Linked DNA regions of Homo sapiens: regions 1, 3 and 4 are each linked to region 2. A link is a loop called in an ENCODE intact Hi-C map of the cell type or tissue named here. Cell type or tissue: PC-9. All regions are shown on one strand. Region 1 overlaps GLIS3 (GLIS family zinc finger 3). Region 2 overlaps GLIS3 (GLIS family zinc finger 3). Region 3 overlaps GLIS3 (GLIS family zinc finger 3). Region 4 overlaps GLIS3 (GLIS family zinc finger 3).

The links. Peaks named below come from ENCODE experiments on the same cell type or tissue, not always from the same donor. Only the 100,000 strongest peaks of a DNase experiment are listed, where the experiment ranks them.
Region 1: it touches region 2 in a loop (5-fold over the local background); 4 of 110 quality-filtered maps call a loop at or near these places.
Region 3: it touches region 2 in a loop (9-fold over the local background); 11 of 110 quality-filtered maps call a loop at or near these places.
Region 4: a loop joins it to region 2, with 4 times the contacts of the local background. A loop is called at or near these places in 7 of 110 quality-filtered maps.

What each region holds. Positions count from the first base shown.
Region 1 is chr9:4,224,316-4,232,315 of GRCh38, reverse strand. All of the region lies in intron 2 of GLIS3 (GLIS family zinc finger 3), which reads left to right. Among named protein-coding and RNA genes, the nearest start is that of GLIS3-AS2, 71 kb to the left of the region's middle. In PC-9, a CTCF peak has its summit at 3,501 (motif pointing right); a DNase peak (open chromatin) is centred at 6,695.
Region 2 is chr9:4,122,445-4,130,444 of GRCh38, reverse strand. GLIS3 (GLIS family zinc finger 3) reads left to right here. Exons shown (of 11, transcript NM_001042413.2): 3 at 4,504-4,711. Among named protein-coding and RNA genes, the nearest start is that of GLIS3-AS2, 170 kb to the left of the region's middle. In PC-9, no CTCF peak of the experiment used is centred here; DNase peaks (open chromatin) are centred at 3,744 and 4,094; H3K27ac peaks cover 2,503 bases.
Region 3 is chr9:4,289,878-4,297,877 of GRCh38, reverse strand. The region is part of intron 1 of GLIS3 (GLIS family zinc finger 3); the gene reads left to right. Among named protein-coding and RNA genes, the nearest start is that of GLIS3-AS2, 5.4 kb to the left of the region's middle. RefSeq lists an enhancer at 515-809. In PC-9, CTCF peaks have their summits at 201 and 409 (motif pointing left); DNase peaks (open chromatin) are centred at 377, 657, 4,047 and 4,367; H3K4me3 peaks cover 1,795 bases; H3K27ac peaks cover 5,285 bases.
Region 4 is chr9:4,073,654-4,081,653 of GRCh38, reverse strand. All of the region lies in intron 4 of GLIS3 (GLIS family zinc finger 3), which reads left to right. Among named protein-coding and RNA genes, the nearest start is that of GLIS3-AS1, 180 kb to the right of the region's middle. In PC-9, a CTCF peak has its summit at 3,971 (motif pointing left); no DNase peak of the experiment used is centred here.

The DNA.
Region 1 (8,000 bases), 100 kb before region 2:
TTGAACTCATGGGCTCAAGTGATCCCCCTGCCTTGGCATCTCAAATAGCTGGTACTACAGAGGTGCATGCCACCATGCCTGGCTAATTTTTAAATTTTTCTGTAGAGACAGAATCTTGCTATGTTGCTTAGGATGGTCTTGAACCCCTGGCCTCAAGCAGTCCTCCCACTTCAGCCTCCCAAAGTGCTGGCATTACAGGTGTGCGTCTCCATGCCCAGTCCTGTCTGTTTCATTTTTAAAAATATTTTTTTGAGTTGTAAAACAGCAAGTTAAAATTATACAAATCCTATACAAAGCTAAATGTTGAGTGAAATTATTTTTCTTGCTTTCTGGTTACCCAAAAAAAGTATTGGTTGGGCAAATTGCCTATTGTGGATCAGAGGGTGGGGCTTTAACAGGAACATAATGACAACCACAGGGCTTTGTTGATTGGCTTTGTTGCAGGCCTTCCATTAAGTTCATTTGAAGTACATCCTTTAATATTCCCCATATGGGTCTGTGAGTAGTAGGACCATTGTTTACATTGGTAAAAATTTTGATCTTTGAATGCCTGAAAATGTCTTATTTTGCCTTAATGATTGAATAATACTTAGTTGGTCATAAGATTATTGATTTACAGCTGTTTTCCTTAGAACTTTGAAGATTTTTACATTGTTGGCCTTGACGTTTATTTTTAAGACGTTTCCTAAGCATCTAATTGTTGTTCCTTTAAGAGTTTTGCTTTATTCTGATGTTTTTCTGTTCCATCATAATGTATCTAGATGTGGATTTATCTTTCTCCTGCTCATGCTTTCTATCTAAGGACTTTTTCTCTAATTCTGGAAGATCTCTCCAAATATTGTATCTTCATAATTTTTTTTCCATTCTTTTCAGAAATTGATATTAGATATATATTGGAGCTGGCCAATCTATCTTACAGGCCTTTCAACCGAACCTTAATTTTAGAGAACAGACTCTTCTCTCCCATGCTTCCTCTTAGGTAAAGTAAGATAACAGCTCCTTGCCATTATCTTCAAATTTACTGTTCATTTTTAATATGTCACGTATAGATTTGAACTCATTCATTGAGTTTTTCTAGTTCAGTTGACTGTACTTTTATTTTCTAAGATTCTTAATTGTTTTTTATATCTACCTGTTCTTACTCTGCTTTTTAATTTTCATAAATTTATAATTGTTTAAATGGATGCTTCTTTATTCATCTCATTATCCTGAACATATTTATCTTATTTTATTTTTTACTTTTTTACAGACAGTCTCATTCTCTTGCCTAGGCTGGAGTGCAGTGTCACAATCATAGCTCACTACAGCCTCAAACTCCTGGGCTCAAGTGATCATCCCACTCCAGTCTCCCAAGTTGCTGAGATTATAGATGTGAGCCACTGCACCTGGCTCTAAACATTTTTATTTTAAAGTCTTTGTATGACTGTTCTATGAAATTAATTTCATGTGGGCTGAATTTATAATTGGATGGGGGATTTGGCTTTCTTAGAATTAGATTCTTTTATGTGTTTTGGAATTTTAGTTTGCAGGTTCATTTTGAACTTGAGAGATATTTGCTTTTTATGCTATTTCTTTTATTCTCCCTCTTTGACGGATGCTTTTGTAGTTTCACAGTTACTTTCACCTGGTTCCCCATGCGCAGTCCATAATTAGGTATTATAATGGTGCTTATATTTCCCTGCTCTGTGATGACTTGGGCAGTATCACAGATGCATCGAGTAAGCAGAAAACCTGACTCAATTCTTTTCCTGAGACTTCTTTCCTTCTTTTCTAGGTCCACAGCTGCTGATACCCCTGGGGCCCCAAATAATAGGTCCTCCATCATTTTCTATCGCTTTCTTTTACAAATGTGTGGCTATCTGGGTATTTTCAGAGAAGGGAGGAGGCCCTACCTCAGTCTTTGGCTTGAAGGAGTGAGCCAGACTCCCTTCCCATCTAGCACATGGTAGTTTGGGTTCTCATACCCCTCGCAAGTCCAGTTCTCTGTTGCCCCTGCCTGCTTCTGGCCTGCAGTTCGGTATTTCATTGACCTTCGCCCCACTTTCTTTATTTCTGTTTCTTTCTTAGTTGGTGGAGATTTATCGGGCCTTTAAGGCTGATGACGCTTACTGGTTTTCACTTTTTAAAATTAAATTTTCAATATAAAATATGTGTTTAGATCAGAGGGGCTGTTTTGGAGCTTGAACTTACAGGACTGACTTGACCTGACCTATACCATTTCACTTGGCCCGTCGGCCTTTCTTTGAAGTCCTTTCCCCAGGAATGCCAAGGAACTATTTTATTGCTGTCTCCTGTCCTTTCCTCCTTCTCTTCCAAAGTTTCTTCAGAAATTAAGGGATTTACTTTCTTCCTAGTGTTACCTTGATTGGGCAATGTTCAGAATAAATTTCAGAGCTCCACCTTCAGTGTAAATATCAGTGTTATTCCAAGCTAGGGAGAATAATATTAAGAAATAAGTAAGTTTACAGAAATTATTCTCAGGAACCAATTTTCAGGAGATGTGACATTTGATGTGATGTGTATTCAAGTATAAATTTCCACTTAGCTTTTATATGTGTTATAAAATAGCTGAAAGAGCTTCATGTGTTGTTAGAGTTCTCTTTCTTTTACTTTTGAATAAGAAGTAATATTGTAATAAAAACCTTTTTATATCAAAGCTCTTTAAAAAGCAAATGTTAATAAAACTGGAAATATTTTTTTCTTCATCTTAATAAATCCAGAGAACCAGAAAATATCCGTGCTTCAGGGCACTTTTAAATGTACCGTGAATACTTTACGTTTAAGGATAACACTGTGCAGGAGACACTTCTCCAGCCCTCCTTTACAATCTTTTAAAGACCCACTATAACTTTTCTGTTATTCCAGTAGGTTGTGCTCTTTTGCTCAGATCCAGAACTCTGGTCATGCTAACCAACCAAAGTTAGACAACTTGCAATTCTTTCTTTATGTACAATAGTTTAATATTAACTATTGTTTTCAAAATTAGTATTTATCTTTAAAACAATTATTCTTAAAATCTTTTGAAAGTATGTGCGCATGGTAAAATTTTTGCACAAAGTGAAAGCGATTTCAGCGAAAGCAAATCTCTCTAATTCCAGCCCATGCCTTCAGGCTTCCTCCTCAGAGATGGCCAATGTTGCTGTTCCCTCATGTATCCTTCCTCACATCTTTTATACATGGATATTACCTTTTTCCTCAGTGGTAGCATATCATACGCACTGTTATGAACCTTGTTTTTTACACCTAACAACTAATTTTGGAGCTCATTCCCCATCCATATATACAAAACTGCCTCATGATTTTTTACATTAAAACAGTTAACTATTGCTAGAATCTTGCTGTACTCAACAAAGCATTATGTAGGAGTTGTTAATGTCCATGACATGTTTGTTTTATTTTAGAGTAGGATGAACCCTCTTTCTCTGGCCCTTCTGGTGGGTAGATTTTGAAACTTCATACTCAGAGAGATAACAGAGCAGAGTTCCACTGTGTGGCTCTTCAGTTCTGTGTTTTCAACAATAGGTGGCACCAGCAATTTCTGTATTTGGGCTGTATGTAGAGAGGAAGCATCATCATTTTGATCATTTTTCATTTCATATTGTGTTCACAGATTATTAAGAGCAAAGATGTGTTTACCTGAAGGCCTAGAGGCTTGCACATGGATACATGCATACATAGGGGATTAAGAAGCACTTTGTAGAACGGTACCTGTACTGCGATGCTACAGCTCTTCCCTTGCCCTGGCTGTATTTGCAGCTTCATCTAATGAGACCAGACACTTAGTTAATACATGAGATTTTATAATGATGAATATGATTTTATATACAAAGTAGATCTTTGCAGGTGCATCCTTTTGAGATTTATCGTGGTAGAAATTTGGTCTTGGCTACACATATGAGAATGTATCATTGCACTGGAGGGTTATGTACTCTCAGAGCTTCACCTGTTACATTCGCATGGACAGCCCCTCTCCGGCTCAGCCCCGACTCCTCCCCTATACTCCCTTGTCAGTTGTGCCTAGAGGTCCCGTCAGCATTTAAAACAGCATTTTAAAACTAAATTCATCATCATTCATGAGAGCGGTTCCCATCTTCTTCTTTTTTTTTTTTTTTTTTTTGCCACCTTAGACTTCTCTTTATGAATTTCTACTTTACCCTTTTGTCTTTCAAAAAATTTGCTTTATTTGTATTCCCTGACAACAAGGCCCTGATCACTTGATAACTGTGTGATTCTCCTGGCCCCTTCCCTTTTGTTCTTATAAGTATGGGGAGAAATTCTCCTGGTTTGAGGATGAGAAATGGATACAGTGGGGCTCATCAAAGTTTTCTAAGTTAGACATGTACTGATCCCAACAAATTATGTGATCCCAAACAATTTCAACACAAAGTACATTCCGATGCCACCATTTCTTTGCCTGTGTCCCTCGGGTCCCTGGACAGAACTTGGAAATGGGAAGTGAAGAACATTTCATTCTATGACCCTTAGCAGCATTGTTTTTTAATTGAATCAGAATTGCTTCTCCCTTGCTTTTCCTTCCTCAAGGGAGTTCAGAGCTCCTTGGCTTCACCTGACTTTATGCAGTGGTTTCATCCCATGATAATATGTTGGGTTTCTGTCTTAATAGAACCTTTGGTCTTACAGAAGTCCCGGATAGGTCTGCTGTATATCTTTATCCCAAGACTTTATACATTCCAGAGTTCCTGAAAGCTCTTGCAGTTACTGGCTTTTCCAGGATTCAAGTCACTCTTGCAGTCAATAGGAGATACTCACATGGAATTACTACAGCACACAGAGAATTTTGAGTATTCTTTGGCCCAGAGAATACTGATCGGCCCCATATTTTGCCTTTGTGCTAGGATGGAGCTCCATATCAGAGAGATCAATACAATCTGAAAGTCACTGCCTCTTCCATAAGTCCTGCTTTAAAACCTTCGGTAGCTTTTCTTAATTTTCCTTTCAAGGCTATCATTGTGTGGGCGTAACTTACTTACTTTTTTTTTTTTTTTTTTGGTAACATAACGTGACCCAGAACCATCTTTAGGAGTGTGGCAAATTCTGTCCTGTCTTTCTAGGACGGGGTAAAATAACCTGCCTCAGGATGGAACACCCAACCGAGGGAGGAAGAGAAAACTAGGGGTGCTTGCTTAGGTTGCCAGTTGCTGCAGCAAGACCTGAGGCTCCAGTGCCTCCTTCTGTGCCCGTGCCCATCTGCAAAGCAAAGGCCCAGAACTGCTGTGTCATTCTTCCACAGACCGCTCCCTGCACCAGGCTTCCCCCTTGCATGCAAGAACTCTTGTTTTCCTTCCCAGGATGCTCCTGTTGCTAGTTCTCACCAGATTTATCTCTATATGGCTGAGATCAGCTATGCACCTCTTAAGCATGAATAATTCTGATTCCCTTTAAAACTGGATGGGTCAGTTTTCCAGGAATTTACTCCAAACTAATTAATAATAATTGCCACCACTTACTGAGGCCATGGTGTAAACAGATAACTTTGCATCCACTGTCTTTTTCGTCCTCACCAACAGCTCTTATGTGATAAATATTGTTACTCCTTACTCATTTTTCAGTAGAGGAAACCAAGATTCAGGAGAATTAAGTAACTTGCCTAAGGTCACACAGATAAGGAGTAGCCAGCTAAGGAGACTTGGCTTTTCTCTTGAGACCTTGCTATCTCCAAACTTTGAAGCAATGCTATAGAGTTCTACTTCAGAAGGAAGCAGGAAGCCATATCATTTTCTTATCTTTACCTCTGCTTAGCTCCACCTTACCATTCCCTCCCCCTTAGGCATAGTCGGGTTGTTTCTGTGAGGCGGAGTTTGAGCCAAAGCATAGCACACCCTAACTTTCTCTTGGGAGGAGCTCGTCTTTCTGTTTGAGTTTCAGATGTTGTCTCTGTTGGTAGTTTCTTCATTTATTCAACATATATTTATTATAATGACAACATGCGAAATACTGAGTATGAAGTTGTTAAAAAGATGTATATGGACCTATCTTTACGGAGTTTTATAGTTTAGTTGGGAAGAATGCAGGCTATATCTAAATAAGAACAAAATAATTAACCAAGCAAGAGGTCAGTTTACTTCTGTTCCTTCTTATTGTCAAGATATTGGAAAGCAGAATTAATTTGAGTATCCAATACGTTATCTGTTGAGAAGAGTCACTTTTGTGAATGTGACTGTCTCAGAGGCAGGAATTAGTAATTTAAACCAGCGTATGTTTGAAGTTGATTAAAGGAAAATATTCAGATTCCTGAATAACGATTTAAATGTGCTGGAACATTACCTATTACCCACATATTACATGGCAATATTTTAAAAATCTGGCCAGTGTTAAAATGATAACGTTTCAGGTAGGTGGCGCTAATAAGTGTTCTTGCACTCATAGAATGTTGAGTTAGAAAATGTTGTGGGTTGCTTTGACCTTCTCCTTCCTCATTTCCCCTGAAGAAATTAAAACTCAGAAAAATTGCATATGCAGTCTTCCCCTTACTTCTCAAATTCATGACTCGTAGGATGAATAGACTCTGGTTTATTCAAGGTCTCAAGAGTTCAAGTTGTCAACATTTCACCCTCTCATACATTAGCAATGTCAATGACTTGGAAATTAATATGGTTTGAACTTCATGATTCTTTCCCTTAGATGTGGTTGAAGTACCGTGAGCTCATCATTAAGAAGCAGTTAGTTAGCTTTTCTCTTTAGCCTGCCTTGTCTAAATTTCATCTTCTACTACTAAATGGTTTTACTAGTTATAGTGACTCAAGAGGCAGTTTTACTCTGTGTGACTACTTTAGCAGACCACATTAAAGCATTTATGTTCCTCGTTAGGTTGCAGGAATGAGTTTTCTTAATGCCATCACTGAATTCCAATGGAGGAAATAAATTACTCATGCATTTTCTAATGGTTAAAAAATTTTCCAGTGTCTTGGCTGTCTAGTTCTCATCATGCAGAGGTTCCATTACCAAAGAGTAATTGTATAATTTTGACTAGCAGGTCTATACTACTTAGAAAATCAACTAAATAAAACATTTGAGTCACAGGTCCTAGGCCAAAATTTTAAAGAGCGAAGTATATGAGAGTCAACCTTTTGCAGTTGTAGGGGAAAATGCAAGACTTAGAAGAAAAAAACTGGTCTCATCTTATTAACTTACCAACTTTGTATATATAGGCAAGCTCCTTAACGTCTCTGAGGCTCATTTTCCTTATCTGTAGAAATGAAGACAGCCGTAATAATGCCTGCTTAACTATCTCGTGTGATTATTGTGCAAGTCAAATGAGATTGCAAATGTGAAGGCTTACCAGAAAAATAGTAGGAAGATCTATATAAATAGTATATTATTATAGTTTAAAAATATTGTAGTAATGATAACGATACTCATAGTGATAATCGTGATCTAAATCTTGGCATAGAATTATGTATACCAGAACATTACATTGGTTGGTATATTGACAGTGTTTGAAAAGTGCAAGTCACTAAAAGAATGATTTTGCTGTTCAACATTGATGTCAGTAAATGAAAATAGCTTGAAATACTTCCTTTGTTCCAAAAACAGTTAAAAGCAGCTTTCAAAGATAGAAATAAAAAAAAAAAAACAGAAAAAGATGAAAAACAGGTAAGTGGGGGAATAGGAGAAGGGAAAGTGGGATGTAACAAAGGGTGAAGTTAGGACTCAAAATGCGTCTCGTAAGCCCTGTTCCATTTGCTAGAGGTGTGCCAGAGATTTGGTTCTGGATTTTCCTGTAGCCAATGCGGTGAGAAAACAATCAGCTGTGTAGAATCTTAGTGTCCATAAGGTTAAATAGTGAAGCACAGAACTCTTCCTAATGATGAGACACAAGATAGTGATTTTCCCAGGGAGTCCTCATAAAGAGGACAGTGTATGATGAACGACATCTCACAGAACATCTCAATGGTAAACATTCATACACCTTTGGAAGCTGTCACCAGTGAGACGGCCAGATGACAAATCATTGAAATAGTCACAGTTTGTTAGCAAGC
Region 2 (8,000 bases):
TGGCCCATAAAATCATTCTTCCCTCTTAGGCCTTTGGGCCTGTGATGAGAGGTGCTGCCAGAAAGTTCTCTGAAATGCTTTTGGGGCCTTCCCCCATTGTCTTGGCTGTCAGTACTTGCCTTGTCTTTACTTATGCAAATTTCTGCAGCCTGCTTGAATTCCTCTCCTGAAAACGCTTTTTTCTTTTCTACCACATGGCCAGGCTGTAAATTTTCCAAACTTTTACACTCTGCTTCCCTTTTAAATATAACTTCCAGTTTCAGCTCATTTCTTTGCTCACATATATAAACACATGTTGTTAGAAACAGCCAGGCCACATCTTGAACTCTTCGCTGCTTAGAAATTTCTTCCTCCAGATACACTAAATCACTTTCAAATTCAAAGTTCCACAGATCCCGAGAGCAGGGGCACAATGCCTACAACCTCACTGCTAATGGATAATAAAAGTGACCTTTGCTCCAGTTCCCAACAAGTTCCTCATCTCCATCTGAGACCTCCTCAGCCTGGACTTCACTGTCCATATCACTGTCAGCATTTTGGTCATAATTCGGGCAGTCTCTAGGAAGTTCCACTATTTTCCACATCTTCCTGTCTTCTTCTGAGTCCTCCACACTCTTTCAACTTCTGTCCATACCCAATTCCAAAGCTTCTTCCACATTTTCAGGTATCATGGTAATGCCCCACTCCTTGGTATTAGTCTGTTCTCGCATTGCTATAAAGAAATACCCGAGCCTGGCTAATTTATAAAGAAAAGTGATTTAATTGGCTCATGGTTCTGCAGACTTAACAGGAAGCATAGAAGCTTCTGGGGAGGCCTCAGGAAACTTTCAATCATGGTGGAAGGCGAAGGGGAAACAGGCATGTGTTACATGGCTGGAGCAGGAGGAAGAGAGAGAGGGGGAGGTGCCACACACTTTGAAACATCCAGATCACATGAGAACACTTATCATGAAAACAGCACCAAAGGATGGTGCTAAACCATTTATGAAGGATCCACCCCCCATGATCCAATCACCTTCTACTGGGCCCCACCTCCAAAACTGGTCATTACAGTTGAATGTGAGTTTTGGGTGGGGACACAGATCCAAACCATATCAGAGGGAGGGTTAACTTTATCCCTGTTTGGCAGATGAGAAGACATAGACATGGAGAAATACGGCACAAAAATGTTAAGTAATTTGCGTAAGTCCCCAAATAGCAGATCCCAGGCAAGCTATCTCCAGAGCCCACACTCCAAGACACTGCACAATTCTGAGAAGTCTGGAGGTATAGGTGTTCATTATGTTTCTGGCATTATGAAAAACACTTAGATGGCTGTATTGAGCACAGTGGTTCTTGGTCAGACTTGTTTGCCTGCATGTGTGAGACAGATGTTGCCATTTTCCATTTTCCAGAACATCCTCATAGTTGTACCACAAACATTTACATGTTCCCAAGAAGTTCACCATTAATTTTCATGCTTCAAGGATACCATTTGTGACACCATTTGTGCTTAGATGGGGTTAAAGTTGACCAGTGATCGCTTCTTGGCCTTTTGGCTTTACACTTGAGTGTAAAGTGTAAAGTTGACCAGTGAATTTGGGAGTAGGAGGTGGTATAGTAAGAATGTGGAGATACTAGGGAGATAATTAGCATTTCTTTATTACAAAGCAAGAAAACAATGTGAATGTATGAATCCAGAGTAGAGAGTTACAGAGGCAGCCTTGACCAGTGTAAAATTCTGGCCCAGGAAGATGGATTTATAATTACTACCCCCACTGACTTCATATTCCATTCAGATCTAGTTAGCAATTATGTGGAGAGACATCAAAGGATTGACTTGGAGTTTTTTTGTTTCTGCTTTTTGAAAAATGGTACTGTATATCATCAACAAAGATGACCAGGAGAGTTTCAGTGGAATAACTTGTCAGTATTTAATATTCACTTATAAGTATCTTTTGTTTTCTTTCATTCATTCTAATTTCACTGGATAGACTTTATTATGTAATGTGCATTAGACCCTAGGTTAGGTGCTAAGGAAGTAGAGATGCTTCAAACAAGAGCTTTGTCTTTAAACAGCAGTGAAGTATAAAAGTGAGAAGATGGCAGGCATGTAAAGAGTTTAGTTCCCTGAAGCACTATAGGTGCTGAGGCACATGTGTGATGGGAGATGTGGACAAATGAAAGAAGCAGTGGTCAGATCTGCCTAACAGGTAGTGGAGGAGGAGGTCATATAGGAGGTGACCCTTGCATTGAGACCTTAAAGATGCAGAGGTGCTCACTAGGTGGATAAGTTAGGGTAAGGGCATTCCAGGCAAAGAGAAGAGCATGAACAAGATAAGGGTTAAAATAAATGTTTCAGTGATCACATTAGTTTGTATTGGCTCTAAGGTGTGCATGTTTTTACATTACAACATCTCTGAAATCTGGACATCATGCACTAGTTGGACTGGCAGTTCATGTTCTTACTGGTACGTAAAATAATGGTACACCTTACAATATGTGCCATTTTAGTTTTATGAAATAATCTATTGGTATGTTTTGCCATCAAGTAGTATTCCTTGGATGCTGTTCCAGCTGCTATATCTTTGTTTTAGAGGTAGATAGATATTAATACCTTTTTTCTGAAAAGGAAATAGGCATGGAATGACTGAGTTCCTTAGATAAATATATGACATTAAATTTGACAGAATACTTGATAATTGATGTTGCTTTTAATAATAGTGGCTAGTAGCAATGGGACCTGGGGAAAGAATTCATATAGAGAATTCATTCATTCAGTCTTATATACTGGACTAGGCTATGAACCATCACATTGCCTTTTTTTCAAGGTAAAAAGGGAATATGAAAAGCTAATGCATGTAGCTTATTGAGATTTTTAAAGATATTGAATTTATGATGCAGTTACATAAAAGTGTACCTACTATTCTTGGTGTCAAGATGAAGCCCGGATAATACAGTGCTTTATGAGTTACGAAAACAGAATATCTATAACTGATCTTTTAAGGCACAAGAAGATGGATCAGATATAAACTGCAATGGGAGGGGTCAAGGAGAGGTTCTGGTTTATGTATCTGGGAAAGAAAATCAGAGAAATTTCTTTTGGAGCAAATGATCTTGGAAAGTGTACAAGGAAGAAACTAGGCATATCAGAGCCTAAATTTAAGCACACAGGTGTCATAAAAATACATTCTCGTAGAATCAGTTTCTGTTCTCCCTTTAAATCCCTGTGTGATTTTGTGCAGGTCAATTACCACTTGGATTTTAGTGTCCCATAAGTCTGCACTAGACCAGGATTCCTGGCAGCTAATGATGCTGTGACTCCCCCAGCATTTTTGAGATAGGGCTGCACTGATGGAAACAGTGACTGCTCCAATGTCTTGTTTGTTCTATTGTTTTGGGGGGCTCTTGGGAAGAATGTTACAAAAGATGACAAAGGCACTTTTGGGCTATTGATTTAATTTTGGGGAAAACAAAATAGGAAATTATGACCCCTACAGCTAAGAAAAGTGACAGTGACACTTTTCTTCCTACTTCGATCCCAAATATATCAATGAAAAAGATGGGAAATTTGCAATGTAAAGCTTAATTTGTTAAAGATTGAGATCGTATATATTTTTGTTTGCTAGAAATGGGAACAGAGTGTATAGTTACTGAGACTTGACCAGGTAGTTGACAAAAAAAGTTTGAAAAAGTGCATCCATGTAAAAAGAATGTCTAGAATGATTCAGCTCATTATGATTTTTTTATAAATGAGTCATGGCAGTGTTTGCCTTTCTCAAACTCTTTGCTTTTCACTTTTCCATAACGACACAGATTCTTGTGGGTTCCTTTTTTTCTTTCCCCTTTGGGTATGTACCAGCTTTTACTACACTGAAAGATTGTTACTAATGAAAATGAAAAATCTATGTCCAATTTGGTTACCATGCTGTTTTTCAAATGAGCATTTTGTTTACAACTCTCTCATCCTGATATTTTAAAAAATTGAGTAGATGTCCAATGACAATGTGTTGAGATGAGGAGAAAAAAAATCAAGAGTAGAGAGACACAGCCAGACTACATCCTTGTGAAGGGACTTTTTGGAAGTACAGATTTGGAATGAAGTAAACCAGTTAAACAGGTTTTTTCCAGTAGTGTCAACTTTCCTTGCTGGGTGATTCAAGATATTAGCTATTCTAGGAAAAAACTTGGTTTGATACAGGCAATCCCATCTACTTACCACCTTAACCCTTTAGGTAAGGATATTATAAAATATGATTTTTAATATAACTGGACACTTCTACATAGAAGGAGTAAAATTTAAGCACATTTTGTATGAGTGCTGATTATGGAAAGGTTTCTATTATAGCGTTATGGCTTTGTCATTGGAATTGGAGAAAGCCTTTTGCTATCACCAATACTAAAAAAAAAAATGATCTGAGGACTGTCTCTAAAGATGGGTCCTGATATAAGCGTGCACATGTCTGTATTTACTGATTTCTGATGTAAGGGACATGAAAGCTAACCTGATTCATTTGTTTTTAGGGGCTCTTGGCTTTGGGCCTCAGTGCAAGTCCATTGGAAAAGGCAGCTGCAACAATCTAGTGGTCACCAGCAGTCCCATGATGGTTCAGCGACTGGGACTCATTTCACCTCCAGCAAGCCAGGTCTCTACAGCATGCAACCAGATCAGTCCTAGCTTACAGAGGGCAATGAATGCAGCCAACCTGAATATACCTCCTTCAGATACCAGGTCTCAAGTTAACTTTTTTTTCCCCTTTCTTTATGGTATAAACACACCCCACAAGTGTTTTCCGTTCTCTTTCTGAATACACACACACACACACACACACTCATACACTTACACACTCAAGCAACTCTCTCAATTTGAGGTTTGTAGGGGAATATGTCTAAAACTAAGTATGTGCCATCTTATCATCTTAATTGGGAGGAATGCTTTAATACCTACTGTCTTGTGGTGTGAGTGACATGAATACCTAATTTGAGATTGTGGGGCCTCAGTGACTGAAACACGGTGTGTAAATTTGTCAATTTCTGGTGAAGCAATCATATCATGGCCTAGCAAATTTGCATGGTCCATGTACACCTATCTTACCTGCCAGGTTTTCTATGAATATGATGCAGAGTTTCCAGGCAGCTCAACAATCTGTCTTGTCCATCTGTGCATCCATCCAGCTACCCATCTACTTAAATATTTGTTAAGTTCCTACTGTCTGCATAATATAATAGTTGAAGTTTAGGGGCCTAGTAGAGAGAGTAAAGATAGAAAGCATAAATTTTAAGACTTTATGATGTGTCTGGAAAGGCATACTTTTGTGTTTGAGTTACATAACATTTCAACACAATGTCGATTAGGTTCCATAGTAAGTAGGTACTATAAATGCCATGTGTCTATCTCCAAGGGAGGGAATTGAATAGAAAAGGGAAATCACCCCCTCAGACAAAGCTTTATCTCTCTCAAGGTTGATATTAGGTGGGAGGGGGCATAAAGCCAAAATACTGTACAGTGTTTAAGGTCTGTGTCTATGTTTGAAATAAATTATTTTATCTTCTAGAAGTTATTTTCTTGGAAAAACACAATCCACAGTTTCTGCCTTAGTCCTAGTTCTGCCATAACTATGGTCTTGCAAAGGAATTTTACTCTCTAAGCCCCTGCTTCCTCTTCTTTAGGATCTGTAACCTGCTATGTGCCTTGCAGTTCTGAGGTCTTGTGTCTTCTTCCTTTCCTTCCTCCTAATCCTGTTCTCCCCTCTTGTATCTCTGTGCTGTCCCTCCTAGTCACTATTTGAGACTCTGAAATCATAGTTCCTGAATCATTTATTTATGCCAATTTTTTCATGAGATAGAAACTTGTTTTTCACCTGAGACTTTTTGTGATGGGAAGCTGCTGTCATTTTCCCATTGATGATTATGCCTTAAGGGACTTCTCAGACTTGCTGAGTGCTGCATGTAAAATGAACTGTGCTCATGGGGTGGGTGTCATTGGGAAGCCTTCAGCTTCCTTTCTGTGGCAAGTCCAGCCCATGCCTTGAAGGCAGAAGTATAATTAACGGTGAAACTGACAGTAGTCAGGGCACAGACTGCTTAAGCCATGTATCTTATGCAGTCCCTTTTATGGGTCGGCCAGAGAGGGGTCATTATCTCATTGTTTTCTGGCATATTTGATTCCTTAGCATAATTTTATAACCTTAAAAGACAACACCTTAACGATTCACTGACAAGTGTTTTTGACTATGTATTTATTATTTGAGTCCTTCTATGGAATTTTTTTTTTCAGGATGAGCAAAGAAACAGGAATTGGGAATTGCTTGGTGAAATATGGAACTTACTTTTAGCAATTTGGAAAGGTTGCATTTATTTGTGAGCCTTGGTTTGTGTATTTCATCAATGGAGAGAAAGAATAAGGGGCAACAGTTCAATAAGAGGCAAAGTTCAACATTTTACTGGAGATAAAGAGAAGATGGAGAGAGAATCAGCTTAGCGTTTTATACATTGGGGGCATGCTGGGAGTGGATGGAAGTGGAAAAGGGGGCATGAACTGTCCAGTTTGAGAGATGCTGCCCTATGAAAAGCTGCAAAATGTATTGTTTTTCCTGAAGATGTAATTCTTATTCACTGTAGAAAATGTGGAAAACATGGAAAAGTACCAAGCACTAAATGACAGTCATCCTGAATTCTGTCCCCAGAGACGACCATGGGTGGAATTTTGATATACATCCTTCCAGTTATAGTCAAACATATACAATAAACATAGGCTTTCCTTTCCACTAAATTGATCTAGTAATCTACATAGTTTTTAATTACTTTTTTCCAGTTAATATATTATAAGCTTTTATAATAAAAGCCTCTTTCAACATCATATAATGGCTTCTTCCTGTCCAGGATTCCACTTTATAAAGAAAGTGTATAAATAAAATTATAATTTTAAAAATTAGTCTTTTGTTAGTTGGCACTTAGTTGTTTCCCATTCTTTAAAAATTATAAATAATGCTTTATTGGATCAGCTCTGTACATCTTTTGTTGCACAATTCTGATTATTAGAATAAATTCTTAAAAGTAAAATTTGTTGTGTTAAAAGAGTTTTGAGGCTTTTTATACATATTCTCAAACTGTACTGCAGGAACTCACTAGCAATTTATAAACTAACCAGCAGTCCAAGAGAGTGCCTGTTTTCTAATACACCATTCATTACTAGGTATTATTATTTTTAGAACTTTTACTAGTTTAGAAACTTTGCCAGTTTGATCTGTAAAATGTTATTTTATCTTAATTTGCATTCTTAATTATTGACAATATTAAAGTTTTCATAAATAAATCTATGAAGTTTCATAGATTTATTGGCTGTTTGTATTTTTTCTTTTGACCTCCTTTGGGTATGTTTTTTGGGTGTGCTCATCTTGGGGAAAAGCTCTTTTTCCTTAGCTTTGTTGGATTCTATTTAATCCAATAATAAGAATCCTGCCTTAAGGCTATATATTTGCCTAGATTAATTTCCCAACCATTTCTGATTACCTGTGCTTAATGATAAATGCAAACTATACCTTACCGTCTTGAAGATCCAGGAGTCATTCTCGATTTAGGCCTTGCCAAAACTCGAATACAGAGGCCATTGTATATATTTCCCCTAAAATGACAAGGCTGAGGTGCTGATACAGTAACATCATACAGCAGTTTCATAGAGCAGTCTAACAAACATTGAGTAGTAGAAGAAACATTCTACTCAGATGCCACCTGCATGGCTTTGGTAGCATACTTAGCTTTTCTAGTGTTTTCACATGCATTGTAATCCTGCATTTTATGATTGAATTTTCATAAACTACCTGCAAATATTTCTGTTTAAGACCCGATGGAACCAGGACACAGAAAGTCCAAGTGCTTAGCTTGTCAGTGACAAAGTTCAGCCATCACCGAATGTCATTCCAGATCCAAAAAGGCACTGTATTTAGATTTTTATTTCCTAAATCAGAAATTCTTGGTGATGGTTTCCTTTGAGAGTATATCCACAAAGGTCAGAGAAGGCT
Region 3 (8,000 bases), 170 kb before region 2:
GGGCCGCCCTCCTCCTGCCTTGTCCTACGCGCCTCTCCCCCGCTCCCGGCACCTCTCCCGACTTCTCCAGCCCTCCTCTTGGCAGGAGTGGTCTCGAGGACTGAGACCACTGCTCTGTGTGCCTCCTTGAGCCCCACGCTAGTTTGCCCCGGTATCCGCTTGGCCCTCATCTCTGGAGCATGTAAACCTGGGGAAGGGGTAGGGAGGTGCTTCCGGAATCACAGGGAGTAGGGTCCGTAGAGACAGGACTCGTGGAGTCGCGGCCCCGTTTCACAAAGAGGGTTGCTCTTGCACCCTCTCCCCGAGCCGGCAGAACCAACTTCCTCCAAGACTTCAGCATCTCCCGAGAGTTGGGGCCCCAGGGCCCTGGAGTTTGTGAGAAGAGGGAAGTTCTGCAGCTCCCCCCAGTGGACCAGGTCCCTTTAGTATGGGGCCGGGAATCTCGAGGAGAGACTATTAAAGCTAGAGTGGACCCTGGCTTCACCTGATGAGGAAACCGAGCCCCAGAGACGTTAGAGGTTTTGCCCAAGGCCTCACAGCCAGTTGTCGCAGACCCTTAAAGTTCTCAGGTCCCGGTTAAGAGAGCATTTCTTGGCTCGAAGATGACCTCAAGACAAATGCAAAGTCTGGTTCTGTCCCCTCTGAAAGCTTTGATGAGTCATGATTTCTGCCTTGGGAGTAAGCCAGACTTCTGTTTCACCCTCTGTCTTGTTCCTCACTGGACCTCCCTTTTTAGACTAAACTTTTTTTTTTTTTTGGGTACAAAATCGACTTGTGTTGGTTTAAACCTTCCTACTTCTTCTCTTTTATCTCCTCCTAGTTTGTTTCCGCTGGTTCTGTGTGAAGCAGGTGCAACCTGTAAAGGTTTGCAGAAAAAGAATCCGCCACGATGAAGGTCGTTCTGAGAAAGTTTGAAGCAATTTAGACAGGAGAGTGTTAGATTATATGCATTTTTTTTTTTTTTTTTTTTTTTTGCAATTGAGAACAAGCTGAGGTGTAAGGATCATCTATAACCGTACTGCAGTTTTCATTTATTTTCACTGGTCATCTGCGCAGCCAGACTAGCTCTGAGGCTACCTTTGAAAGGAAGTGTAGGGGACATTTTTTTTTCGCTATTTTCAAAACACCTGTCCTTATTGGTAGTTTGTAATTGCTTTCTTTTCTTGCCCAGAAGACTCAGTAATCCTTGAGTATGAGTAGATCAATTTAAGTGCTGCTGTTAACTTCTCCCCTTGGTTCACCTTAGGCCAGTTTGGGGACAGCATCGTTGATCCCCTGATTCCACTGAAGTTCCTTAGTAGGCAGGTTATCAGAGGTTGAATACCTAGGGTTTGTTGGTTTGCTTGGAAGAAGTGATCATCACTTCAAATAAGAAAGGCAATCTTTATTGGGGTGGTGGATGAACTCCAAGGTCCACCTAGTGGGTGAATTTCCTACTGAGCTAAAATAGCCTGGGTAGGAGAGGTTAAATAATACCCAGAAAACGTTTTGTATTAGCCCTGCCTTCATTTATGCAGGAGAAAGTGGTCCTTCTGCCATTCCAGAAGAGAGCTCAGTGTTCTCGGTCTTTTTTTTTTTTTTTTTTCCTCTGACTGTTCTTTCCTGCTAGTAAATTAAGCCTGAGGACATTCATTCTTTCCACTGTTGTCTCTCTCATATTATAATTATTGATCTTTGGAGTTGGAGTGTTAATTTACTCTTCTCCCAGATTATAGAATACATACTTCTTGAAGGAGATAACTCAGAGTGGCGTCACATGCACATTTCTCATCTCTGGAGAAGTCATTTTCTGTGTTTCTGTGATTATTTTCTGTAGAGGGCATTATATTGTAAATAAGGTGGAAATACAGGACTTAACTGTTTTACTTTTCCCTAAGTTTGGTTGGTTCATAGACTATCAGGACTGGGGAAAAAAGGCACATAGGAAATCTGTGTGATAAAAAAAAAACTTGTTGCCATTCTCATTCAAGGAAGATGACACATAACAAAACCTTTGAAATGACATTGATACATAGTTTGATTAAAAGATGTCCAAGTCCCCAGTTTTTGTAGTTTCCCACTTACTTTAGGCAGAGTTGACACAAAAGCCAAATTTTCTATTGAGATGAAATATCCTTACGGAAAAGCACACTTATCTTGAGCTCGATGCATTTTTTTGCAAGTGGAACACACCCACATAACTAGTCTCCAGATCAAGAAACAGAGCATTATCAACACACCAGAAACATCTCTCACACTCCATTCTAGTTACCACCTCTGCCTAAGGTAACCGTTGCCCTGGTTTCTAACAGATATATTAGTTTTGTCTGGTTTTTTTAAAAAAAATCTTGTGTAAATGGAATAATTCAATATGCACTCTTGGGTCTGGCTTCTTTCGCTCAACACAACAACCTTTTATTAGGTCAAATAATTTGGACTCCCCCTTTAAAGATGATGGAAACAGTCTGGCTTGCAGAAATTAGTGAGGCATTACTTAATATGATAGAATTAAGGAAAAACACTAACCAAACTGAAGCCATATTTATATTCTGATGACAGTCTGGTTAGGGAGACCAAACAGACACAAGTGAAATGTCTAATGTGACACCAGTGTAGGAAGCAGGAAAATTCAGAGGCGTTCCTTCCACTAAGGCAACCCAGAGTGTATTTCACCGTCCTTTCGTGAGGGCCAGCAACCCCCATAATAAAAAAAAAAGTAAGTGCCTGGTTTCAGTATTGAACTGTTCATTTGCAACTTTTAGCTGGGATTTTTCATTGTTCACCAGTAGGCCAAGATAAAGGCAAGAATAACATGCCTACCCAGAAGAATGGAATAGAATTTCTGTGCCACTTTTTCCTAGTAGAGAAAGGAAAAGACTAGGAAACATGCAACTGTAATTAAACTGGTTCCATAAGCCATGGGATTCATGATTATGGTCACACCTCACTTATATTGTATTTATTCAGGCAGTAAATTATAGATGTGGGTTATAATTGTATATTTCACTTACACCATGTTTTTCAGTATGAGCAGTACAGAATGAACAATATAAATAGAATAAATGTATGTGAATATATAGATGTAGCATAACTATATGATAAATGTACTGTGAAAAATATATATAGGTGTAAAACAATCTGTGTACATGTAAGGGCTGGGGAAAGTTCAAAGATAAATTAGCTATGACCCCAAAACTTAATAAAATTAGAATTTAGACAGGAAAGTGAAACACAGGCAAATAACTGTAATGTAGTGTAGAAAGTTATGAATGTTGAAAGAGAGGTGTGTAGAGTAAAATAACATTTATTGGGTCCTTTTGTGTGCTGAACAGTGTGCTAAGCATGTGATGTGGATTCTCATTTATTATTCTGTAATTTTTTTTTTTTTTGAGACATAATTTCGCTCTTGCTGCCCAGGCTGGAAAGCAATGGTGTGATCTTGGCTTACTGCAACCTCCCCCTCCTGGGTTCAAGTGATTCTCCTGCCTCAGCCTCCCAAGTAGTTGGGATTACAGGCATGTGCCACCATGCCTGGCTAATTTTGTATTTTTAGTAGAGATGGGGGTTTCACTGTGTTAGTCAGACTGGTCTCGAACTCCTGACCTCAGGTGATCCACCCACCTTGGCCTCCCAAAGTACTGGGATTACAGGCGTGAGCCACCGCACCTGGCCCATTATTCTGTAATATTATGAACTATGCACAGTAGCATCATTATCCCCATTTTTACAGGTCAGATTTATAGAGACTAAAAAAGGATCAAGGAGGGCCTAAAGTGGGTGTTTGGGGTGGGCTTAGAGGATAAGTAGGATCTGGATTTGGGGGAAAAGAGAACAAAATAAAGGAGGAGGGAAAAGACCATCGAGCTGGACTCTAAGGCGGTTTGTAGAATTAACAGAAACAAAGATCCAATCATGTTCCACTTTGGGAAGAAAAGGAATTTGTAAAACTTGAATTATGAGGTTCTCAGTAGCTGAGGGCAGACTTGAGTCAAGGAAAGCTGGTGGGGCCACCCTTGTCTGACATGATCTCTTCAAAGCCAGGAACAAGAATGACTGCACATTCCTTCAGGAGCAGCAAGACTTGCTCAACTGCAGATGGGCAGATAGCGTCACAATGCAAGATCAGATCCTGTCCTATGCTCCATGATAAAGAGATCAGACTTTCTGAATACCAGTGATTTCTAAAGTTCTAAGCCAGCTCCATCAAATTTCTTTTGTAGGCCTGCTGAATATTGTACACAGAAAACCAACCAGATGCCAGGGCTAGTTACGAAGTTTTGTTATTCTTGTGTGTGAAGAAATGGATTAATGTTTTCCCAACCTTTTCAGCATGACCGATAGATTCCACTTCTGTCTGTAACTTGGCTGAGTCATTCACAGAGGTTTTCAAAAAATCTTTTTAATAAATATGTTGTCATGTTGGTTAAGGGCCTAGTCATTGTTGTGGATGTTCATACTTCCGCAGTGATGTCAGTGAACATAATTTAACTTCTGTAAAACTGCTGTCTACCAACAGCCAGAAATAGTTACATCGGTCACTTTTAAGCAATAACTATGCTGAAGGAAAAATATCACTCAGTTACATGTGTGATGGGGACACAATAAGATGCCTGAATATTTGGTTTGAGTGATAAATTTTATTTCTAGAATCTTCCATAGGTAGATGTTTGTTACCCTTTTTGAAGGATTGTGATTTTTTAGCCTTGCAAATACTTAGTCATATGGACTAAGTGTTTAGTTACACAGACTAAAGGATAATGAATGCTCTTTTCATTTGCCACATTTTATTCCTTATGTACCCTCTTGTGTGAGGATGGGCTTGTTTTTTGTTTGTTTGTTTGTTTTTCTTGAAAGAAACATCTCCAGCCAGTTATTTTACTTCTATACTTCTGAAGAAGAAGCCTTTGTGTCTCAAACCCTGGCCATGTGCTATTCAGTGTTTGCAGTTCAGGTAATTAATTCAGCAGTGACATCATCAGGAATGTGTTCATTTTTCCATTTCAAATTCCTCTTTTCAGAATCTGATGGCTAACTCATATTAAGAACACATTTTGAAAGACTCAGTTCTCAAAGACATTGTGTGTTAATTTAAACTTTACCCACTTTAGCAGTGTAAGAGGGGAGTTTTATTCCAGGGAAGTTACCTATCCCCTGCAATGAAAAAGATCCAAAATTTTCGGTAATTTTGATCCTTATTCTGTCAGTTGGTTGATCAGTTATTACTTATTGAGCACAATTGATCAATTGATACTTACTGCACAGTGAAAGATAGCAGTGGTAGGAATGAAGCTTTGTATCATTGAATCCTTACGTTTTATAAAGCCAAAAATGTCAAACCCTTAGATCTTTTCTGTTCTTCATTCTAGCTATATTTTGTTATTTATTTTACTTTGACTGTTCAACTCTGTACCTGCAGCTGTTCTTGGTAAGTACTTGGGTAGACAAATAGTCCAAGTGCTTTTTAACAGTGACTTTTATACTGTTTTGGCCGTGACTCACCCTACAATATATTTTTTGTCTTACCCAGAAGATGTATATGCATACAAATGGGCAGATAGGTATACCCACAAATAAGTGAAGTAAAACCAATAGTTCACCATTAATATATTTGATGCACTCCAATAGCTTCTATTTTATTCTAGTAGTCCTATTTCATTAAATAATGCTTTCTCCGTTGAACAATTAATTTCATGGACCACCAATGAATTGCAATCCAGTTTGAAAAACACTACTTTAAAATGAATACTTCATTGAATGTAGATGTAGGAACTTACAGCCTGTGGGCCCAAGGCATGGTACTTTCTGAACTTATTTACGTTTTTCTTAAAAATCTTTTTGGTTCCAAGTTCGTTTTCATTTTGTGTGATTTCTTATAACTGACCAAGAAAACCCCTAATTTTCCTCTTCTCCCTTGCCATTTTTGGTAGGACCATGGCTCTCTAGACCTTTCTGTACTCATTGATGAGTTAATGACTGGGGCAAAGTAAATGAAACACTTCTAATAATTACTAGTGAAAGTAGTGACATTTAGTAAACTAGGAGGATATGAAAGTTATATAGATGCACTGAAGAGTGCAAAGGAGATTCTAAGAGAGGTTATTGAACTTTTAATATTGCCCTCGAGCGGTGTATTCCTGAAGGTCCTGAATTTGCTCCAGCAATCTGTAGCCATTATCACTGTGTGGAAGGCTCTCAATGCTGCTTCTGATTTTTAAATGAGGATTGACTAAGAGGAGTAAATTCCTGAATCGGATGTGGTCATTCTTTTTTTCCTACTCCCTTCCTCTCCCTTTTCTCTCCTTTCTTTCTTCTGTGTCCTGTTCATATTTACTACCCATATTTTGAATGTCATAGCCATTAATTTAAATTTAAAGTGACATGGCCAGTCCTTTCACTCTATAAACTTAGGAAAGATTATTTTAATTTTTGAGAAAATTTTATAAAATATAAAAATGAAAAGTTAAAACATTTATATCTCTGATTAGATTGCACAGGTTCGAATTGACAGATAAAACAAAGTCAGAGTTTCTATTAGGTGAGGTCCCTCATGTTCATTACATTATCTTTTCTGAGTAGTCTTTGGAAGAATGGTCTTGAAGAATCCCTGCAGAGGACACTAATTTGTCTTCAGTTGGTATAACTCAGAAATAAAACCTCTTTTATTTCGTCTTATTGGTGATTATATTGCTTAAGTAACATTTGTACACCTTGGTGTTCAGAATAAATATATTCATATTCTTAGAATTACCAACGTTAGGCCTTGGGAGTGCCCAAGTGAATAGGTCTATACATTCTAGTTATTAGGTGTAACCTCCCTAACTTTCTGCTCCACATTTCAATAATGAGGAATTATCTCAGTTCTGTTTCTGTGTAACTTCGGTTGCAAATTCTATGAATTTGTCAGTTGTACTGCATAAAATTATGGAACCACAGAAATGATCAAACTCTACCTTGTTATGGGTTATCATATCATAATATAGTATCCTCCAGTTTCAATTTGGGGAAATAATGTTGTACACATCCAATATATTTCCTCTATAATATCCTCCAGTTTCACAGGCACATGTTTGCACTTTCCTCTGGTTAAAATTGCAGACAAGAATAATTTTGATTTATTGGTGACATCTAATATAGCTGTGTTTATATTGTTGCCAATAAAATGACTTACGTGATTGGTTTTTGTTTATACAGTCTTTTCTGAGGAGTCAGTCACCTGTGTTAGGACAAGGGACATTCTGCTTATTTAAATGAACTCCTAGGATCTAAGAACATTCAGCTCTATCTGTCCTTGATTGAATTGCGAAATGTGCTTCACACTGCAGCCGTGCATGAGAATAACTTATATTATCTATCAATAGGCTTTTCATTTCTAGATTCTTCTGGCTACAAAAGCTGTAACAAGAGAAGCCCATGGGAATAGCAGGGACCTATTAACAAGGCAGCGATGTTGAAAAGGCGGCATTAATGAAATTATACAGTCATGAACCCAAAGGGAAAAAATAAAAAGGATCAATAAAAACTCTTATTGTAGATGGCTTAGACAGATATATAAGAAGTAGAGTCAGAAGCAGTTTGTTTGCTGGCCAGTATTTTGTGCCTCATTATCGGGTTTTCTATGCAGAGTAAGAAGTGCTTGTGGCATAAGAAATGGAAAATGTAACAAAGGCTAAATGTAGCCTAAGGAAATGAAATGATGTATGAAAATTAATAATTAACTGGCTCATCAGATGAGTTATGACTCTAGATGGGTCTGTTAATGATATTTACTAAGAAAGGGCCTTTAGCTGTAAATAGGCATTATGGAAGTCATGTTCTTGAAATTTTCTGGAATGGATGAGTTAACATTGCTTTTCGTTTGTTTAATCTTTTAATCCATGATGAGCAGTGCCTGGAGCCTTGGGTAGAAGGTAGAGTCATGATTTTATATTTTGATTAAAGTCACGCATTTTCAGAAAAACTAGTGGAATTACTAAATGGTTTTGTGCCTTAGTTTCCTTAGGGTTAAGTAATTTCCTCTCTGA
Region 4 (8,000 bases), 49 kb after region 2:
TTACAGTCCCTCCAAATCACAGTGGCTTAGCACAATCAAAATATATTTCCAACTAGTTGGGAGGGCTTTACACGTGTTTATCCAGGGACCCAGGCTCCATCCACCTTAGGTTCCAGTATCGTGGGGGTCCACAGTGTTTTCTCCATTTAGCCAGATAAAGAGCAAAGAAAATGAGGATTCCTCATGAGAGGACTGACAGCGGGTAAGTGGCTCTCCTCACATCCCATTGGCCAAAACCCAGGTACATGGCCAAATGTAGGTGCAAGGGAGGCTGGGAAATGTAGTCTAATTTACTACACAGCTGGCAGCCTCTGCCATTGCAGTAAGTATATGCGACAGGGTAAAAAGGGTTAATGTGGTGAGGACAAAGGACTGCAGAGGCCTGGCTAGGAGGGTCCAGATGCTTAATAATACTTTGTATAGAAGGTAAGTGGGTCATTTTTGTACCAGCTCTGTCTGGTAGTCATGCTTCCCTCTAGCACAGTATTCCTTAGTGATGTGCAAGAATTTGAGTGCCTGGCCTGCACTGAATATGAAGCTCATTGTGTAACCTAGGAATAGCTAATGGCCAAACAGTTCTGGGGCAGATTCTACCCTCTACTGCCGTAATCAAGGACAAGCCAGGCAAGACTGGAAAAACGCCCTGTGGAGTAGAAACCCTGCTCATGAAATCAGTTGCCCTGTGTTGCTGCAAGTTGACAAGGACTGTGGTAAGCAGACCCACCTCAAACACCGTTTCCTTGAGAGGTGAAGGGGGTGTGAAGGTTGTACGATGTACGCCCGGGGGTCAAGATGATCCAACGGAAGGCCTGGCTGCAGGTATTGCCACTGAAGAGCCTTGCGTTATCTGCCCCCTCACTTTATCTTTCTTTGATATTTGTAATGTATTTTAATGCCCCTAGACTTCTCTCTTTTGTTGACATTAGTATTTCAGTTTTCAGCCAACTACAAAATATGTCCTACTCAGGGCCAGGATTAGTGTCAGAAATCTAAGGGGGTGCCAAAAGCTCAATAATAAAGGTAAATAATATTTTAATGTAATATTTAATCAGTATTAATTTTTAAAATCCTTGGTGAACAAAATATCAAAATTTTAAATGGGGTAGAATACACATTAGTGATTTATCCTTTCCCTTAGCTCCAGTATGGCACAACAGGGCAGTATTAAATCATCTTGTCTTTATTTAAAATTTTGATAATTTGTTCATCATGCATTTTTTTGTACTAATGTTGATTATTTTAAATACTGCATCAAAATGTTTTTTTATCCTGATTACTGAGTTTTTGGAGCCCCCTTAAATGATTCACCTATGGGGAATACATCATGCCTCACCCTAATCTGAGCTCTGGCACTTACCTCTGTGTCTCTAGTGCCTAGCACAATACCTGAGACATGGTGGGTGCTCAGGAAATGCTTACGAATGCAAGAATGCTGGAAAAATAAATGGGAAAACTAATATGTCAGGTGTCTTAGAATTGGAAGAAAGGATAGTATAGGAACCACAGCACACGGTTTTCAACCCAGTCATAAAGCCAGGGGGGTTCCAATATAGTTAGTCATTGAATTTGACAAGCAGGCAGATTCCTGCACAAACACTTTTACAATAGCATTTTCCAAATGGATCCTGTATGTCACCTTCTTAAATCATTGTGCATATTTTCCACCCTTAAGGAGGAGAGTATTCAGAGTATCCTTTCTTTTTTCAACAAGTGTCTGTTAAATAACTACCTTTTTCTTATTTCTTCTATTTTCTTCCCTTTTTTTTAAATTTTGAGAGAGCAGTGTTGATGTTTACTTATCAGTAGCTCTGATTCATTGAATTTCTCTTACATGTTGGGTGTTGGGTGCTTTGAATGATTACAGCAACCTGTTTCAGGTAGGTTTTCTTTTTTCTTTTTTTTTTTTTTTCACATCCATCTTTCAAAGGTAGAAAAGAAGGCCTTTCCTTATTTTGAGTGGATTTAAAAGTAGAATTTTAAGCTAGGTTTCTCTGGCTCCATAGCCATGCTCTTCCCAGCACTGGGGACATGCTTGGGGATAAAGGCATTCCTCTGGTTGTGACTTTAACGGCATCCCAAAGGCAGAGGAACAGAATGCGGACTTTGAAACTGCTCTGACCTCCGCTGATGACAGGAACATTGCTGGACATGCAGGTGAGAATCTTATCAGTGGGATGAACTGCCCCAGACTTGTAGAGGCTTTCAGGTGGTGGGCTCCCTTTTTGCTTTCTTCGCTATGGCTTGCAAATCCTGCAGTTTAAGGAGGCAGCATACCTCTCAGAGGAAGTACAAGACAGTCTTTTTCCTAGTTTGCCTTTGACTAGGATCTTAAGCCTGTGAGACTCTTTGGGCTTCAATCTTTTAATTTGCAAAGAGGGAATAATTCTAATACCTTTCACTTACCACCCATGTTGACTATTGTTGAGTATGTGCAAGGCATAAATGTCATCTGTGCAAAATTTAAATGTTTGGAATTTACTCCAAAAGCAATGGGACCCTATTTCAGGGAATCAGAGAAGGTAATGATGATACAAGCTGAAACCAAACCACAGTAGAATGTGAGTGCAGGAAACCCTCCTTTAGTATGAAATATCTTGTTTGCATTAAGCTGTTTTACCTTGGAAGAGTTTGGTTCTATTTAGCAGTTTCCTAAAGAAGGAAGGCTGTATTTTCAGCCAAAGACCTGGAAAACATTTGTTTTTAAGAAAAGGTAGCTTAATCATTTTTCTGATGTTGTGGGGTGGGGCGGGGGACAGAGGGGAGGCATTTCAAAGCACAGACTTCTCTTATTCTGATGATCCAATGCCCTCTCTGAGTTCTAAAGTAGCTAAACACATTCATAGTAGTTTCACTGAAAGAAAGGACAGCCTGGAGCCAAAACTTTCATGCCAAACTTTAAGCTAGGGCAGAGTTTTATAGCCATGTTAGAAACCTCTGAAAGAAGGGGGATTATAGTGAAAAATGCTGACCTGTCCTTAACCTAACAGCAGGAATGGCAGCACCACAATCATAATGGTTTCTCCACCGCTTTACCCTGCCTGGCTGGCAAAGATCTCTTGGCTTCCTTTTGCGGCCCGATCTGTAGATGGGACAGCTAGGTAAATACCAGGCAGCCTGTGGTGGTTCCTGTGTTTTGCTTGAGCTGTTACTGGGCCACATAGATCTCCAGAGAGCCTTGAGGCCATGCAAGAAGAATTATATTGTTACAGAATCAGAAGATTTGGAAGTGCACTTGAGTTGTGTAGATCAGAAATTGTCAGACAAACCCCTGCTGAACCCAGGGGTTTCCCAGAAGAATGGGTCAGGAGCAGGACTTTGCAGAAGCATCTGGTGGAATGGGGCCAGGCAGGTAGGGGCAGGATACTCCATACCTCCATTTTAGCCAAAGCACCACTGCTTTGATACATATTGGGTTTGACATAATATTATATTTGCAAAAAGGATTATATTGAAAAAAATGATTTTAAGACCACTGGTCTGGTGTAACTTACTTTCGGTCCAGAAATTTCTTTTACAAATTCTTAGGCCAGAGATAATTCATTCTCAATTTACTTAGCTCCAGCAATGGGGGACCATATCATTCAGGGTCCAATGAAGAGACTGGAATCACACCAGTCATTTTAACAGAGAGCTCACTATAAAGAATTGTGAACTAGGTATCAGAAAACTGGGAAAGTAAAAAAGGGAAGAAAGTGACTGCATAAAATAGCTATTCCCTCTTGAGATAGGAACAAAGGAAAGAGATTGGAATTATTAAAACTTAGAAGCTCAGAGGAAGGTATGGAGCTGGGAACCAGATTTCTGAGGAAGAGACTGCTAAGGAGGCTGGTTCTGGGAGTGTTGGCAAAATGACAAACTGGAATCCACTGCTGCTGCCAAGATGAAGAACCTTTAGTGGAGGGACGCTGACAAGAGAACAGGACCAGCCCGCCCTTTCTCTTTCCTTCACTTACCCCCCCGCGCCCCCTGTTGGTAGAGGCCGACAGGGACTACCCTGGCAAAGGAGAAATATTGTAGATTTCCAGTGTCTCAAAGAACAGCATAGAAGGATATTTTCTTAAGCTGAGATGCAATAGCTTAACGGCCAACCCAGGGTTTCCTGTTCTGTTGTTGAATCAGCTTTAAATGAGAAACAAAGAAGCAGACAGAAAAACAAAATCTCTTTCCTTTTTTTGAGGAGAAGTATCTTTCCTTTCTAAGTTTTATTTTCTCCAGGCCAACTATGCCCAGTCCCTCTCCTGTCTCTAAGACATGCTGCATGGATGTTTTGGTTGCCATCCTTTGGACAGATGCCAGTTTCTCAGCATCTCTTTTAAATGTGGGTCTCAATTTGTCAGTGCCAATTGAAAGCCTTAAGAATGTGCATACTTTCTGTATTAACAATTACACTTCTAGGAATTTATCTTTATAAATTTTTGTCTGCCTAGAAATTAAGCTATAAGGTTATTAATTTCAAAGTTGCTGACAATTTTTTTAAAAACATGGAAAAATCATAAATGTTCAATAATAGGGGATTGCTTTAGACTGTGGAATACTCAGCAGATATCAATGACAAATAAGAAGAAAATTGGACATCATCGTTGTTATTGTTTTTTTAGACAAGGTCTTGGTCTCTCACCCAGGCTGGAGTGCAGAGGCTTGAGCTCAGCTCACGGCAACCTCCACCTCCCTGGCTCAAGCCATCCTCCCACCTCAACCTCCCAAGTAGCTAGGACTACAGGCATGTGCTTCCATGCATGGCTAATTTTTATATTTTCTTGATAGAGACAGGGTTTTGCCATGTTGCCCAAGCTCGTCTCAAACTCCTGGGTTCAAGCCATTCCCTCGCCTTGACCTCCCAAAATGCTGAGATTGCAGGTGTGAGCCCCTGTGCCCAGCCAAAAAATTTAACATTATGAAAAGAAAGTCACATTATATTTTTAGGAAAAATAAGACAGGCTATGAAGTGGCATCACAGAAACATTCATTTTTTAGTACATATTTAAATTCACATTTTTAAAGAAAGACTGGAGGATGTGTACTACAGATAAATATCCAACATATGGTTGGTGGCTATTTTGAGGTGGAGAGATAATGGTCAATGTTCTTTTTTATCTACTTATTTGTATTTTAAATATAGTTTACAATTTACAGTTCATTAGAATATACTAATTATAGTACATTTTCCTTTTGTAAGAAAGAAAAATTAATGTGGTACTCAGAACAAAACTTTAGGTATGGGAGCATAGGAATCGGTCATAGGAGATAACACTACAGGTATGCGTTGATGAATGCATAGTATAATAGGATCACAGTTTCCCTTCCTCTGAGAAACATAGTTTTAGTAAGACAACCTAAGATGGCATTCTTTTTCTTTTGCAATTATGTTACTCCGTGGTAAATTTATAATCATTTAAAATTTAATATTTTTTTCACATGGAGATTATAGTTCTTATGGGATAGTAGATGGAACTCATTAATCAAGTCTTCCTACACTCTACAGATTTAAAATGTATTGTTTAATCAACTTGTTGGGCTATAATTTACATTAAATAGAGTGTAAATATTTTACATTTTAAATATAAAGTTCCATGAAATTTGACCAATGTGTACCCTTGTGAAACCACCACCACAGTCAATATATGGAACATTTCCATCACCTCACAAAGTACTAATTTTTTCTTCGTGAGGTGTTCCTTTGCAGTCAATCCTTCTGTTGGCTCTGGGCCTAAGGAGCCACTTCTCTGCTTTCTATTCCTTTAGATTAGATTTGCCTTTAAAGGAATTTTACATAAATGGAATAATGCTGTATGTACACTTTTGTTTCTCACTTCTTTTCCTCAGTATAATGTTCTTGAGATTTATCTGTTGCTGCATGGTTAAGTAGTTCCTTTTTATTGATGATTAATGTTGCATTGTACGACTATATCACAGGTTGCCTATGCATACACTTCTTGGTGGGCACTTGGGTTGTTTCTGGTTTTGAGCTATTTTGAATAAATCTTTTGCAAATATCCTAAAAACTCTTTTTAGCACCTATGTCTAGGCTATATATTGATCCCTATCGAATATCTTTTTTGTTTTGTTTTGTTTTGTTTTGAGACGGAGTCTCGCTCTGTCATCCAGTCTGGAGTGCAGTGGCACGATCTCGGCTCACAGCCAGCTCCGCCTCCTGGGTTCACACCATTCTTCCGCCTCAGCCTCCCGAGTAGCTGGGAGTACAGGCACCCGCCACTATGCCCAGCTAATTTTTTTTTTTTTTTGTATTTTTAGTAGAGACGGGTTTCACCTTGTTAGCCAGGATGGTCTCTATCTCCTGACCTTGTCATCCGCCCACCTCAGCCTCCCAAAGTGCTGGGATTATAGGTGTCAGCCACCGCGCCCGGCCTGAATATCTTTTTTATTTTTAAGCTTTCAATAAATCTTACTGACATCTAATTGATAAAAGTTGCACATATTTAATGTATACATTTTGATGAGGTTGGACATATGCATACACTCGTGGTACCATCGCCACAGTAAATGCACTGAACGTATTCATCTCCTCCAGAAATTCCCTTTGTTGTTGTTGTTGTGTTGTTGTTCATCTCAGTCTTTTAAAGGCTCAATTCCATCACTGAATGAATTTTCTTCCTATGGTAGCTACTTATTTGGTGAGTACGTCTGTTGTCTTCATCATGAGATCAGAAAACTCTATGCTGCTCCCTAACTATGTGACCTTGAGCAAGTCTCTTAAAGGAGAACTACAGTTTCTGTATTTGGAGAAGAAAGAAGATCATGGTAGATGATCCTCTTGAATTGGCTTCAGGCTCTAAAATTCTGTAGTTTGGTAAAAATGCCTAATGACCAAATGGAGGCAAGATCTCGTTACCAAGATCATGGTGGCTTTGGAAGTGACAGAGATGGCTGAGACCAGGAGGCTGAAATGAAATTAAGTCCTATGATGTTGCTTTAAGTTAATGCTATCTAAGAAAAGGTGCTGGTAGAGGAGTGGGGCCCCAAACTTGGCTTCATAGTGATGGAGTTTCCAAATCAATGGAATAGGGAAAGCACATCTCCTATGATACAGTAAATGATTCAGTTATAAAATATAGAGCCATAAGAAAGAAAATATAATACAGTTGGGTAGAATCTTTATATCTGATGAGGGAGGAAACCAGCTTAGGACATTGATCACAGAAGAGATGGAGAACCGGGATGGAAATTTGTCTGAATCTCTCAGGATTGTGGGGCTTGATGACATCAGCCTTCCATAAATTACTAACAGGAGGAGTAGGTGAGTGTTTACAGATATATGAGCCACAAAGGGCATACAAAACAAGGAATCAGGAAAGAGGAGAACTAAATTTCTAGAATTTCTCTGACAAAGCCCAGATGATGAGGACACCAAGTCATGGCTTAGGTTGGGTGCTGTTTCAGCCTGAACCCAAACTATGGTTTGGGGACCCACCCTGAAATGACCCTGCTCCCCTAGAGACCCCTGGTTCATGATATTGACCATCCCTAGGCTGGAGCTAGCTCAACAATAAATTAGCAAGAAGACTAACTTGTGACTTGCATTGGGATGAGGAACCAGTCCGGCGGAAGGGAGCTGGAGAAATAGAAATACTAGAGAGTGGGAGGAAATGCTTGGAGTGCATGTCTTGTACAAATTTAAATGAATAAAACTTCAAACTTGCACCTTGGCTCTCAGTTCGTATGATGGCCTTCTACAGCTTACTTCTTCAGTGACTCTTTTCTCTTCTGCATTGTAAGCAGGACTTTGTGTACTTACACACATCAGACACACACAGAGCAATTACTGAGCACCTCCTATGTGCCAGGTGCTGCTCTATATACACTTTCATGCGTAATTTTACTTAAATAATTTATTTAAACAATTTCTAGTAACTCATTATTATACCCATATGAGAGATGAAGAAACTGAGGCAGAAGCTAAGCTATTGGGGGAGCAAGCGTTTGAATTCAGGTAATCCGACTGCCGCGTAGGTGGTATGTCCTGGTCAGGGTTAGGGAGGAGT